Regions from separate parts of the Homo sapiens genome. Here region 2 is linked to region 1. A link is a contact called in ENCODE Hi-C or POLR2A ChIA-PET data. All regions are on one chromosome and are shown on one strand. Each heading gives the region's core, a stretch centred on a gene start or an enhancer-like site at or near the end of the contact. The rest is flanking DNA. Distances are from core to core; before and after follow the strand shown.

Region 1 (5,979 bases), core at 2,731-5,230:
TGGAGTCTATTGAGGAGGAGGCAAATCTTAAGAGTAAATGTCTGGGCCAGGAGAAAAAGCATTTTTCATGCCAATATCCTAAACTGGTCTGACAACTTAGTGGAGTTGTGCTGAATGGCTGTTATTAATGTTATCATCCTTATCCAGCATTTATTGAATACCACTGGGTTTAGGTTCTTGTACCAGTACTATGGGGGATAGGAAACTAACATATTTAAGTACTTACTGTGCCAAGGGTACAGAGATAACTAACATGATTCCTGCCCCCAAGAAGCATATGGCTCAGAAAATGAGATAGATAGGTGTACACACACTTATCTTACCAAAGTAAGAGTGCTGTAATAAAGACAAACATGAAGTGCTCAGTGAGGACAGATGAGGAAGTCATTCCCTGGTGGGGAAATTAGTGAAAGATCCCCAGGGAGCTCTTGAAAGGTGCGTGGATCTAAGGAAAGTAAAGTAAAATTTTTGTGACTTCTTGAATAACCCTCCACAAGGCTGTAAATACCCTCCTGGGCTCCCTACTTACCAGCCGTGGCTGCTGCTCCTGCTGTCAGATGGTTCCCCTGTGGTCTAGTCTCTTGTTGAATAGAACTTCTTGCTTATAAAGTGGTCTTCTACTCCTTAGGTGGGAGATATTGCCCCACCTTTTTTCTTGAAAGATTTAACTAGTAAGAGCTCCCAGTTGCGATATAGTTCTTGGTATATTTTGGGTATTTAAAAAGATGAATATAATTCCAGACTATAATTAAAAGAATAGCATGAAAACCCCAAGCCACCCTACTATTGTATTTAGCATTAGTTGAGCTCTTCAGGTTTTTAAACAATTTTCATTAATTTAATTTTTTTTTTTTTTAAGATAGGGTCTATTGCCCAGGCTGGAGTGTGGTGGTGCAATCAGGGCTCACTGCAGCCTCGACCTCCCAGGCTCAACTGATCCTTCCACCTCAACCTCTCAAGTAGCTAGGAGCATGTCCAGCTGATTTTTTGTATTTTTAGTAGAGATGGGGTTTCACCATGTTGCCCAGGCTGGTCTCAAACTCCTGGACTTAAGTGATCCACCTGCCTCAGCCTTCCGAAGTGCCAGGATTATAGGTATGAGCCACTGTGTCCAGCTGCTCTTGAGGTTTTGATGTCACGTGTGAAAGATGCACGGGGGCCTTAATGCCCATAGAAAAAATCAGAACAATAATAAAAGAGGTGGACATAGGATAAATAAGAAAAATCCAAGGACAATGGAATTATTTAATTCAGAGAGTAGATTGAATGGTAGTTCATTCTTTTAAATATGGAAAATTAACACATATAGGATAGTAAATAGCTTTCCTGCATTTTGCTCAAGATAGTACAAGAAGGGATAAACTTGAATTATAAGGATGTAGTTGAAGTAGAGAGAATTTTTACCTGACTAGATTATGTTACTAGGGAAGCTTTGGGAACTCCTTTCCTAGATTTCTTTTTTTTTTTTTTAGACAGAGTTTTGCTCTTGTTGCCCAGGCTGGAGTGCAATGGCGCATTCTTGGCTCACTGCAACCTCAGCCTCCCGGGTTCAAGTGATTCTGGTGCCTTAGCCTCCCACGTAGCTGGGATTATAGGCATGCACCGGCATGCACCACCATGCCTGGCTAATTTTGTATTTTTAGTAGACATGGGGTTTCACCATGTTGGTCAGGCTGGTCTTGAACTCCTGACCTCAAGTGATCCACCCACCTCAGCCTCCCAGAGTGCTGGGATTACAGGCATGAGCCACTGTACCTGAGCTGTTTCTTTAAGATTCTTTACATAATGATCAGTATAGTAGAGTCCTGCTTGGAACAATTAGAGGACGAGGTTAGGAGAGGACATGGCTAGCCCTAAGATTTGGTGGCTCTCTATTTCCCTAGATTTATTGGCTCATACTAGGGCCGATCAGAGACTTTTCTCTCTTCTACAAATGGCAGTATACTTGATGGAGCCCCACATATTTCCCAAGTTGACATTTGGGGGAAATACTTGCATATAATTTAAGCTAGCAATCCTAGGTATTGAATAAATATCGCCTCTTCTTCATTCTTTCTACAAAGACCTGTAAATCTTGAGGTCTGAGGAAGCTGACCTTGGACACTGGCATGCAGTTCCTAGAGTTAGGTCCAGGAATGGGGTTTAGGGAAAAAACATAGCCAGAAAGAATAATATTAACACTTTTTTATATACTCATTCATTGCCCCCTATTCTGATTCCTTCTTCTTATATTTCTTCATTTTGCCTTTTTCCAAAGCCTGTTTATATTTTTGTCTTGATCTTTGCTATTCACTTACATTTTCTTTAAGATGAATGAGAAATTGCTACACTACCTTATTGAGTCAGATAAATGATCCTAGAATGTAGCCTTTCTGAGAGTATGGACCTTGTGTGACTCACTCACCACTGTACCTCCAGTTTGTGGCTGGCATATAATAGGGGCTGTAGAAATTGTTAAATGAATGAAAAAGTATCTTTGTGAGATGAAGTGACTGCTCAGTGAACTTACTACATATTAGAATGTTTGCCCAGAGTGAAGACCATAGGAATGGTACAGCAGCATAATATATCTAAGTCATTGCTTTTTGGGTGATACTGCGTTCATTAGTGTTTGATGACAAACACTAGATCATGTCCTCTCGGTGCTAAATTCGAATTTCTGTGCCAAACCAAGAAAGCCAAAACAGTGTGATATAGTAATTTCAAAATATGTGGACTCTATTAAGTAGAGAAAGGGTTTGTTGAGTATTTGTCTTTCTCAAATCGGCCAGACTCTTGGAGAAGGAACGTCACAAAGAGCTGTAGGACTGGATATAAAAATCCTATGAGAATGTTCTGGCTAGTTAGGGTCCAAGGAAACAGGAGAAGATTGGAGCACTGGATTTCTCCAGTGTGCTCCACAGGAATACTCTCTTTAATAGAAATTATGGTTTCTCTTCTCTTAGATTAAATTCCTTTAGGATTTATGGTGAATTAAGGAAGGTAGCTTGAGGTCCACTCAATTCAAAGATCTGTTCTACTCAGTTGTCATGAAAGGACAGCAGGTGGCGCCAAAACATTGTCCTACTTGTGCTGGGCCAGGGGCAGGGTGGCGGGGAGGACTCAGGTTTGTGAGGGGGAGGGATTCTCTTCTGAAATAGGGATGGGGGAGTGGGGGATTGGTTACCCTGGCTGTTGCTCAGGTAAGAAATTATTGTGGGCTTAATGTCTTCTAGCTCCCCATCACTGGAATCTCTACCCTTAACGTCTTGATTTGACAGGAAGGTTGATGGGGAGAGGGGGATCCCAGCAATCCAGAGTGGAAGACAGTTCACTTTCTGTCCCTGGCAAGACTCCTTTAGGGCCAATTCCACCAGATGCCATAGTTTCTACACTATTGTCTCATTCTGTGAGCCTCTTTTTCTTTTCTGTGAATTTGTTTCTGTCTTTTGACAGATTTCCATCTTGAAATACTTTTCTTGCTTCAGGACACTTCTTTACAGATAGGTTTCTTTTTTTCACTTGCCCCCAACTCTTATTTCTCCGGGAGACTGGGAGTGGGGTTAAGGGAGTGAGGCATGGAGAACATCGGCTCCTCGACTAATTTAAACTGCAGGTACTGGTTGGGATGCAGAGGAAGACAGGGAAAGTGGTTTGTTAGAGGTTTGTTGGTCCTGAGAAGGAAGCAGAGCACTGTCAAGACTGTGGGACACCAAAGCAGATGGTTCAAGTCCCCCCAGGATCTGCTGAAACTCAGAGTCTGCCCTTTAGCATCTGTCTGTGTGCTGGAGCGGGCCCCAGCTCCCACCAGCCGCCATTGATTCCCACAGCTCAGTCATTAGCTCTCTTCCAGCATTGTCTCTGACGCCCCTAATTTCCCCACTCCCTTCATAAGCCCGCCGGGCTGTCTCCAGCCTTCATTCCTTCAGCTTGTTCCTTGGGCCTCCCCCTTCCCTGGGGCGGGTTTAAGGGCTGGGCGGAGCTGTCCGCCTGAATCCCCTGTGGCCCCTTTGGTTCCTGGTTCTATATATATCCCTGTCCTTCTCTGCACAGGGTTTGATACGGCTTTATGGGCATTTCCATCCGCTTTACAGACACAGCCATCACAGAGGCGTGTTTCACCCGAGAAACCTCAGCGGAGCCTGGCCTGTAGCAGACTCAGTCTGGCCCCCTGAATCAAGGCTCTCTTCTCTTCCTGCCCTCCCTGTCCCTCCCCCTCCATCTTCCCACTGCCTACCCCCAAGTGAATAACGGAGCTCTGGGGAGCACTCAGTCTCCTTGGCAGAGCATTTTGGACCCCAGAGACTGGAGAATTCCTTAGTGTCCATTCTCCACTATGTTAGTTCAGGAAGGTATGAACCCTCACTTCTGGCTTAGGGTCTGTTGTAGTAGGGCAGCCCAACATTTCGTGAAAAGAATGAAATCCATTGGGTGCTGGCAGGTTCTCTTGAGGAGTCTGAAGAGAAAGAAGAGCCTTTATAAACTGAGGCTGAAGAAGCCAATGTGGGCCTAGTAAGAAGGGCCAGGAGTAGAGCTAGGTTATGTGAGTTCAAAGTCATGAAGGGGCAGGGGTCCTCATGGCAATGGGTAGGAAAGAATACTCCCCTAGGAAATTATCTTTGGCTCTTTCCCTAGCCAGGAGATCAAACAGTGGAATCTGGTGTAGAAAGGGAACTGCATAGAATAAAGGGGAAACCTATTAAAAAGGCTGTATTTGCATGGAGAAGGAATAGGACCTGTCCACCCTTACCACACCCCCATTTTAGGATGTCTAACATCCCAAATAACAGTAATAGCTACAACTTTTTGTACCTATTGTATGCCAGGCATCCTGGCTATAAATCTTATCGTTAATCTTCACAACCTTTTTACAAGTTGGTATTTTTCTATGATACAGAGTAAAACTGAGATTCAGAAAATATGAGTTGTCCAAAGTCGCACAGCTAATAAATAAGTGATGAAGCCAGCTTTCAGACCCAGTCAGCTGAATTGAAAGCCTATGCTCTTTCCACTACACCATGTCACTTCCCTTTGGAGCCCATAAGAAGGCGACAGATCTGATTCTGAGTTCGTGGTTTGAAAAATGTTTAGTCTCTTTCTGTTATTTAAAATTTCACATTTCCACATGGTTCTCTGAACCTGACACCTGTGTTTACTTGTGCGTTTCCCCAACATTCTGGCTGATTCTCTGAGCCTGGGAACTCCCAGGGCACCAGGATTCTTGGCTGTGCCCCATGAAGAATTGGCATCTGTGTGTGCATCTCTTTGTTACTGACCAGGTGAGTCCAGGCAAGAAGGTAGCTCACTGTTGCCTAGAGGCCTTCATCCCTGGCTTAGAGACATCAGTCTGTTTGGGACTCTGCTGTCCAGAGTAGCCTGGCTAGGTATTTTCTTTTCCCTGCGATGTTTACTGTTCTTTCGTGGGATTTCAGATTTCCATGATGGTGGAAGGCTTGTAAAATGAAGGGGTGGAGAAGGGTTACCGTGGCAGGAGCCTGGGCCAGGCCAGGTCGAGCCAGTAGCACAGACAGCTTTTATAATGGTCTGCAGGGCTGGGAGGCTTGTAAAGGCGATGCAGGCAGATAGGGGGATAAATCATGCAAGCAGTGGGCAGGGTGGTGAAGCCGAGGTTAGGAATTAACTTTGTGTTGGATGGAGCCCAGGTTGTGGGATGGGAAGAGAGGCCTCTCCTCTTTTCCTCTCCTCTCAGCTCTGTTCTTTGCCTCTCCTTTCTGTTGGCTCTATTCACTGCAGGCTGTGACATGTTTGCCCTAGCCCTTCCTGTCCCTCCTCCAAGTTGCCTGAACTAAATCAACAAAGGAGAGGGTACCCCAGAGCAAGGGGTAGAAAGTATTCCATGCCTCTCCCAATCAAACTGGTTTGTTTATTGCAAATGTGGAATGGAACCAGCTGATCCTTTCCTTCCTATAGCCATATACAAGGGTGCCCATCCCCATTTTCTTTCTGCTTGTTCTCATGTATTATGGCCTTTACACAGAA
Region 2 (5,738 bases), core at 3,192-5,691, 130 kb before region 1:
TCCTGTCTTCCTGTCTCTTTTTTTTTTTTTTTTTTTTTTTTTGAGACAGTGTCTCTCACTATTGCCCAGGCTGGAGTGCAATGGTGCAATCTTGGCTCACTGCAACATCTGCCTCCCAGGTTCACACGATTCTCCTGCCTCAGCCTCCTGAGTAGCTGGGATTACAGGTGCACACCACCATACCTGGCTAATTTTTTGTATTTTTGGTAGAGACGGGGTTTCACTATGTTGGTCAGGCTGGTCTTGAACTTCTGACCTCGTGATCCACCTGCCTCGGCCTCCCAAAGTGCTGGAATTACATGCCCGGCCAAGATCCTGCCTCAAAAAAAAAAAAAAAAAAAAAGGCTGGGCGCAGTGGCTCACACCTGTAGTCCCAGCATTTTGGGAGGCTGAGGTGGGTGGATCACGAGGTCAGGAGATCGAGACCATCCTGGCTAACACTGTGAAACCCCATCTCTACTAAAAATACAAAATTAGCCAGGAGTGGTGGGACATGCCTGTAGTCCCAGCTACTCGGGAGGCTGAGGCAGGAGAATTGCTTGAACCCGGGAGGTGGAGCTTGCAGTGAGCCGAGATCGCGCCACTGTACTCCAGCCTGGGCAACAGTGAGACTCCATCTTAAAAAAAAAAAAAAAAAAAAGCCAAAATGGGTCTTACAGAACTGAAATGAAGGTGTTGGCCAGGTTGCCTTCCTTCTGGAAATTCTAGGGGAGAATCTATTCCTCGACTTTTCCATCTTCTAGAGGCTGCCCATATTCTTTTACTCATGGCCCCTATCCCTCTTCAAAGCCAACAATCACATCATTCTGACCTCTACTTACTTTTGACCTCTTCTTTATTTTATAATTTTTATTTTTTGGTAGAGACAGGGTCTCACTATGTTGCCCAAGCTGGTCTCAAACTGCCGACCTCAAGTGATCCTCCCACCTCAGCCTCCTAAAGTGTTGGGATTACTGGCATGAGCACTGCACCAGGTCTGACCTCTTCTTTGACTCTGACCCTCCTGCCTCCTTCTTTCACTTATAAGGACCCTTGAAATTACACTGGGCCTACCTGGGATAATCCAGGATCATCTCCCTATCTCAAGATCTTTACCTTAATAACATCTTCAAAGTATTTTGCCATGTAAGGTAACAGTCACAGGTCCTGGAGATGAGGATGTGGACATCTTTATGGGGTAGCATTCTTCTGCCTACCATCTCTGAAGTGAAACAATTCTTCTGACACACACTTAGCAAATGCTTACCAGGTGTGCTAAGCACTATGCTAGGAGCTAGAAACAAAGATGAATAAGACACAGTCCTTACCTCCAATAGTTTGCTATCTATAATATTAAGATGGACATGTACACAAATAACTATAGCATGATGTGCTATATGCACTAAAATAAATGTCACAGCTACTTACACAGTGCCTTGATGTGAATATGTACATCTCTAAATTCATCTGATATTCACAATCTGAAGTTGTTATCCCGGTTTTACAAATGAAGAATCTGCACCTGAAGGTCAAAGAGGTTTAGAGTTTTTCCTAAGATAGCTCAAGTCTCTTACTATGTTCATTCTGCTAGGATAGGAGAGCACAAGGAAAAAGAGGTTCAGGGAGGGTCTGCAACCTACTGCCATGTGTCCTATAGTCACCACGGCTCCTTTCTTTGTAGGGACCATGACCTTATTCCCCAAAGAAGCCTCATTATACGCCCCTGTCAGTTTTCTTTTTATGAATGAGTCTTGTTCTCCCAATCAGATGGCAAGTCTACTGGGAAGAAAGACCTTGTCATATTTCACTATATTCCTTTCCATGCCTTGCCTATTTTGTTGATAGAGAGTTGCCATCACTAGTTCTTTCATGGTATTATGTTGTGTTGTCAGGTGATGGGGGAGGGAGGGGTGAATCCTTTCCAAGTGATGTAGAGCCAGGAAGACAGGTTTCTTAAGATCTGCAAACCAGCAGCACCTGGGGCACTGCCAGATGACTTTCCCCAGTGAAGGGAGACAATTAGAAAATGCAAGGCAGGCTGGGGTGGTTGCTCAGGCCTGTAATCCCAGCACTTTGGGAGGTTGAGGCGGGTGGATCGCTTGAGCTCAGGAGTTCAAGACAAATCTGGACAATATGGCGAGACCTTGTCTCTACTAAAAATACAAAAAATAAGGCCGGGTGTGGGGGCTCACACCTGTAATCCCAGCACTTTGGGAGGCTGAAGCAGGTGGATCATCTAAGGTCAGGAGTTGGAGACCAGCCTGACCAACATGGTGAAACCCCGTCTCTACTAAAAATACAAAAATCATCCAGGCATCCATGCCTGTAATCCCAGCTACTCCAGAGGCTGAGGCAGGAGAATCGCTAGAACCCGCGAGGCAGGTGTTGAGGTGAGCCGAAATCGTGCCATTGCACTCCAGCCTGGGCAACAAGAGCGAAACTCCATCTCAAAAATAGATAAATAAATAAAATAAGCTGGGCATGGTGTTGGTGCACGCCTGTGGTCTCAGCTACTGAGGAGGCTGAGGTGGAAGGATGAGGTAGAAGGATGGCCTTGAGCCGGGAGATGGAGGTTGCAATGAGCTGAGATTGCACCACTGCACTCTAGCCTGGGTGACACAGCAAGACACTGACTCAAAAGAGAGAGAGAGAGAGAGAAAGAGAAAGCAGAAGTAGCTTGAAAAGATGGGGTGGAGAGAACGGAATGAAATGTAGAAAGAAGGGCTTCTGCGGAGACCAGGGGCTGAGTGCTGAGACCATTAAGGTGCGGGTTGCAGATCCTGCTCTTGGGTTAGAGACAGAAGAGACCAAGAGTCAGAATCATCCAAGATATGAGAATCTCGATTTTCTTCTTTTCTCTTCAGAGGCAACAGACATTTTGATAGCTTACAACAATGTTTCCACTATGACATCACTGTCTCCTTTTCACCCACGAAAATGTCAAGGACTCAGTGAGGTTAAGTCACTTGCTCAAGGTCACACAGGGTAGCCTGGAGGAGAATCCAGGTCCTGAGGTCCCCCGGTCAGCGCTCCCGCAGTTCTGGCAGCAGGGGAGTGGGCAGGTGCCCTCAGCGAGGGCATCATAGTGACTGCGCTGATGACAGCGCCACTGACCCGCGGGCGGCCGGCGAGCCGCGGCAGATTCCGGGGTCGGCCCCGGCAGACAGGCTGCGGGGCTCGACTCTGCGGGAGCGCCTAAGGCATTGGCAATCTGGGGCTCAGGCTGTGCAGTTCTGGGTCCTCGGCCGCCCACAGGCGTCGGCGAAAGGCTGCCGCCCCGGCCGGGGACCAGGAAGCGTCAGGCAGCTGGCAAGGGCTCCCCGGGGACGCGCCACAGCCTCACAGCCGGCCCGAGTCTCCTGGGAGGCAGGGCTGGAAGGGCAGGGGTGAAGGCCAGCTGTGGCCGCTTGGGAAGGACCGCCTCGCCTGCTCCCGACCTAAGTCAGAACACCTGGATGACCGGTGCCTCCAGGACGCAGGTGCAGGTGAGACTCGCCCTGCCACAGCACCCTGCATCTCCGCGGAGGCCCTCGGGAGCCCAGCGTGTCTGCTCAAAACGAGGAAAGAATGGTTAAAGCCCGAATCGCGACTCTTAATCCCAGCGGGACAGGTGAGGGACCCCCGCGCAGCTTGGGGAGGGTACCAGGCCAGGCTCCGCCCCTCGGGGGGGCCGCTTACCCTCCCGGGAGGCGTGGCCTGCGGGCCGCCCAGCCTCTAGTGGGCGAGCGGGGAACGCGGGCCCCGCCCCCCCCCCGCCTATAAGGGCGGTGCGGCACTGCAGCTAGCGCAGTTCTCACTGAGACCTGTCACCCCGACTCAACGTGAGACGCACCGCCCGGACTCACCATGGTGAGTGCGGCCCGGCCGGGGTCGCGCCTGTCCCCTAATTGCCCCTCTCCTTTGGGGGACACTTCTTCCAGGCATGCTCGGGGACCTCCACCGGGCGTTCCGGGTCTCCAGGAGGTGCGAGGGTTTTGCATCCTCCCTCCCCAACCCCCTCCTGGTGACTTTGGCCGAGCCGTATAGTTCACCTTCGGTGGCTGGGGTTGGGGCTTGGGGTGGAGTGCGACTCTTCAGTAACAGAGAGGAACCCTTCCTGGCACTCTGCTCCTGCCTTACGAGCATTTGTGTCCCGACTCTGTATGAGAGTCACGCGGGCCCGCGCCCCGTCCTTTCCGCGGGCAAAAGAAGACGGGTTTGGCTGCCCTCTTACATCCCCAGTCCCTGGTCCTCAGCACTGACCGAGCACGTGCTTGGCGCTAGAAGGTGGAAGGGGTCAGGTTACCTGGTGCCGCATCCCCCTTTCCTCTGTGTATGCATTCCAACTATCCACAGAACCACCCCCCCCCCGTGACTCAGCACCCCGCGTCTGAGCTGAGAGGGTTGGTGGGAACGGGGTTCGGCCTCCTGAAGCGAGCTGGCCCTCTCCAGCCGAAGCCCGGGTGCGCGGATGGGCAGAGACAGCTGGCGCTGAGCACTGCGCGGGCCGAGGCCAGGTTGGGGGGAGGGGAGAGAGGTGCATGTAGGGGGTGGTATTTATAGCCCAGGAGCGGGGGCCGAAACCCAATCCCCGCTTTGGGCTGGGAAATAACTGTAAAGACTCCAGAGGGAGAGCGGATGTAGGGCTGGGCTGCAGGATGGCGCCCATCCTGCCCGGGACAAGGCGGGTCACCTCTGGGGCCTCACCGCAGGTTCCACTTCCTTTCTGGGTATTTGGAAACCGTCACCCCGCCATTTCGGTGTGGGAAGAGCGCGCGGGCCCTGCCGGACTTTAGTGCTTTAGGGGTTAATTTCGGGCTGACAGGGACGGAGCCTAAGGCAGTGAGCGCCCCAGTACCCTCAAACCTTATTGCTGGCCCCTGCTGTCTGAGCTTACAAGCATTACCGCCGCTATTTCCGTGCGGGCTGACACGGGAGATGAAAGTGGTGAAGACACCCAGGGTGCGGGGGTGGAGGTGGGGAGAGGAGCCAGATGGGATTGATCCCCAGAGCCAGATGGGATTTAAAGGTGAGGGAGGAGGGCATCCTGATGGCGTGTGGTCAGTTGATGCCAGATTGGATGGCTGAGACACCTCTGCAGCTTACAGGAAAGAAAGAGGGAAAGGGTTCTATGAATTCTAGCTGTTCATACTCAAAGCAAATAATTAATCAAGTGGGGGGGGGGCCTCTAGCTGTAAACCCATACCTCTAGGAAACCTTTTGTCATGTGGAGCCACAGTGCTCACTTGACAGATTCCCCACTGAGAAGTGGGCTAAGAGGTTGGCCTGCATTGCTGGGTGCCTCCAGGTGGGGAGTCCTGTACCTGGGAGCCCGGGCAGGCTGCTACTCTCTTCTCACCTCTGCCCAGCCCCAACCCTCCACTCTTGCCAACTGAGTCATCCTAGCTGGTAGATGATAGGGTGGAAGAGAGACTCGCAAGGTGAGGACTTGTGGATGTGGGGCTCATGCTGTGTCCCCTCTCTCTATCCCTCAGCGTGAATGCATCTCAGTCCACGTGGGGCAGGCAGGTGTCCAGATGGGCAATGCCTGCTGGGAGCTCTATTGCTTGGAACATGGGATTCAGCCTGATGGGCAGATGCCCAGTGACAAGACCATTGGTGGAGGGGACGACTCCTTCACCACCTTCTTCTGTGAAACTGGTGCTGGAAAACACGTACCCCGGGCAGTTTTTGTGGATCTGGAGCCTACGGTCATTGGTGAGAGGAAGTGGGGACAAAATTGAAGGGGGTGGAGCATGACTCAAAGCTTCTCCCTGGAG

The links. A loop is a pair of places that touch in the nucleus more often than their neighbours do. ChIA-PET counts read pairs that join two places held with the same protein, here RNA polymerase II (POLR2A). Pooled maps may share reads with other maps.
Region 2: a pooled map shows a loop between it and region 1 (1.9-fold over the local background). The contact joins the promoter of TUBA4B here to the enhancer-like site in region 1. A Hi-C loop is called at or near these places in 1 of 50 pooled maps. POLR2A ChIA-PET finds 5 or more read pairs at or near these places in 7 of 52 experiments (GM10248, HEK293T, HepG2 and 4 more).

Annotation. Positions count from the first base shown.
Region 1 is chr2:219,116,697-219,122,675 of GRCh38, reverse strand. The region is part of intron 5 of NHEJ1 (non-homologous end joining factor 1); the gene reads left to right. Among named protein-coding and RNA genes, the nearest start is that of NHEJ1, 41 kb to the left of the region's middle. Within about 2 kb of position 3,980, at least 3 of the 41 ENCODE cell types and tissues checked have a DNase peak (open chromatin) inside an H3K27ac peak, as active enhancers do.
Region 2 is chr2:219,251,946-219,257,683 of GRCh38, reverse strand. It overlaps TUBA4B (tubulin alpha 4b), which reads right to left and starts at 4,441. Exons shown (of 4, transcript NM_001355221.1): 1 at 4,265-4,441. The coding sequence starts at 4,276. It overlaps TUBA4A (tubulin alpha 4a), which reads left to right and starts at 3,766. Exons shown (of 4, transcript NM_006000.3): 1 at 3,766-3,828; 2 at 5,454-5,676. The coding sequence starts at 3,826. RefSeq lists enhancers at 2,714-2,783, 4,214-4,273, 4,304-4,383 and a silencer at 3,434-3,803.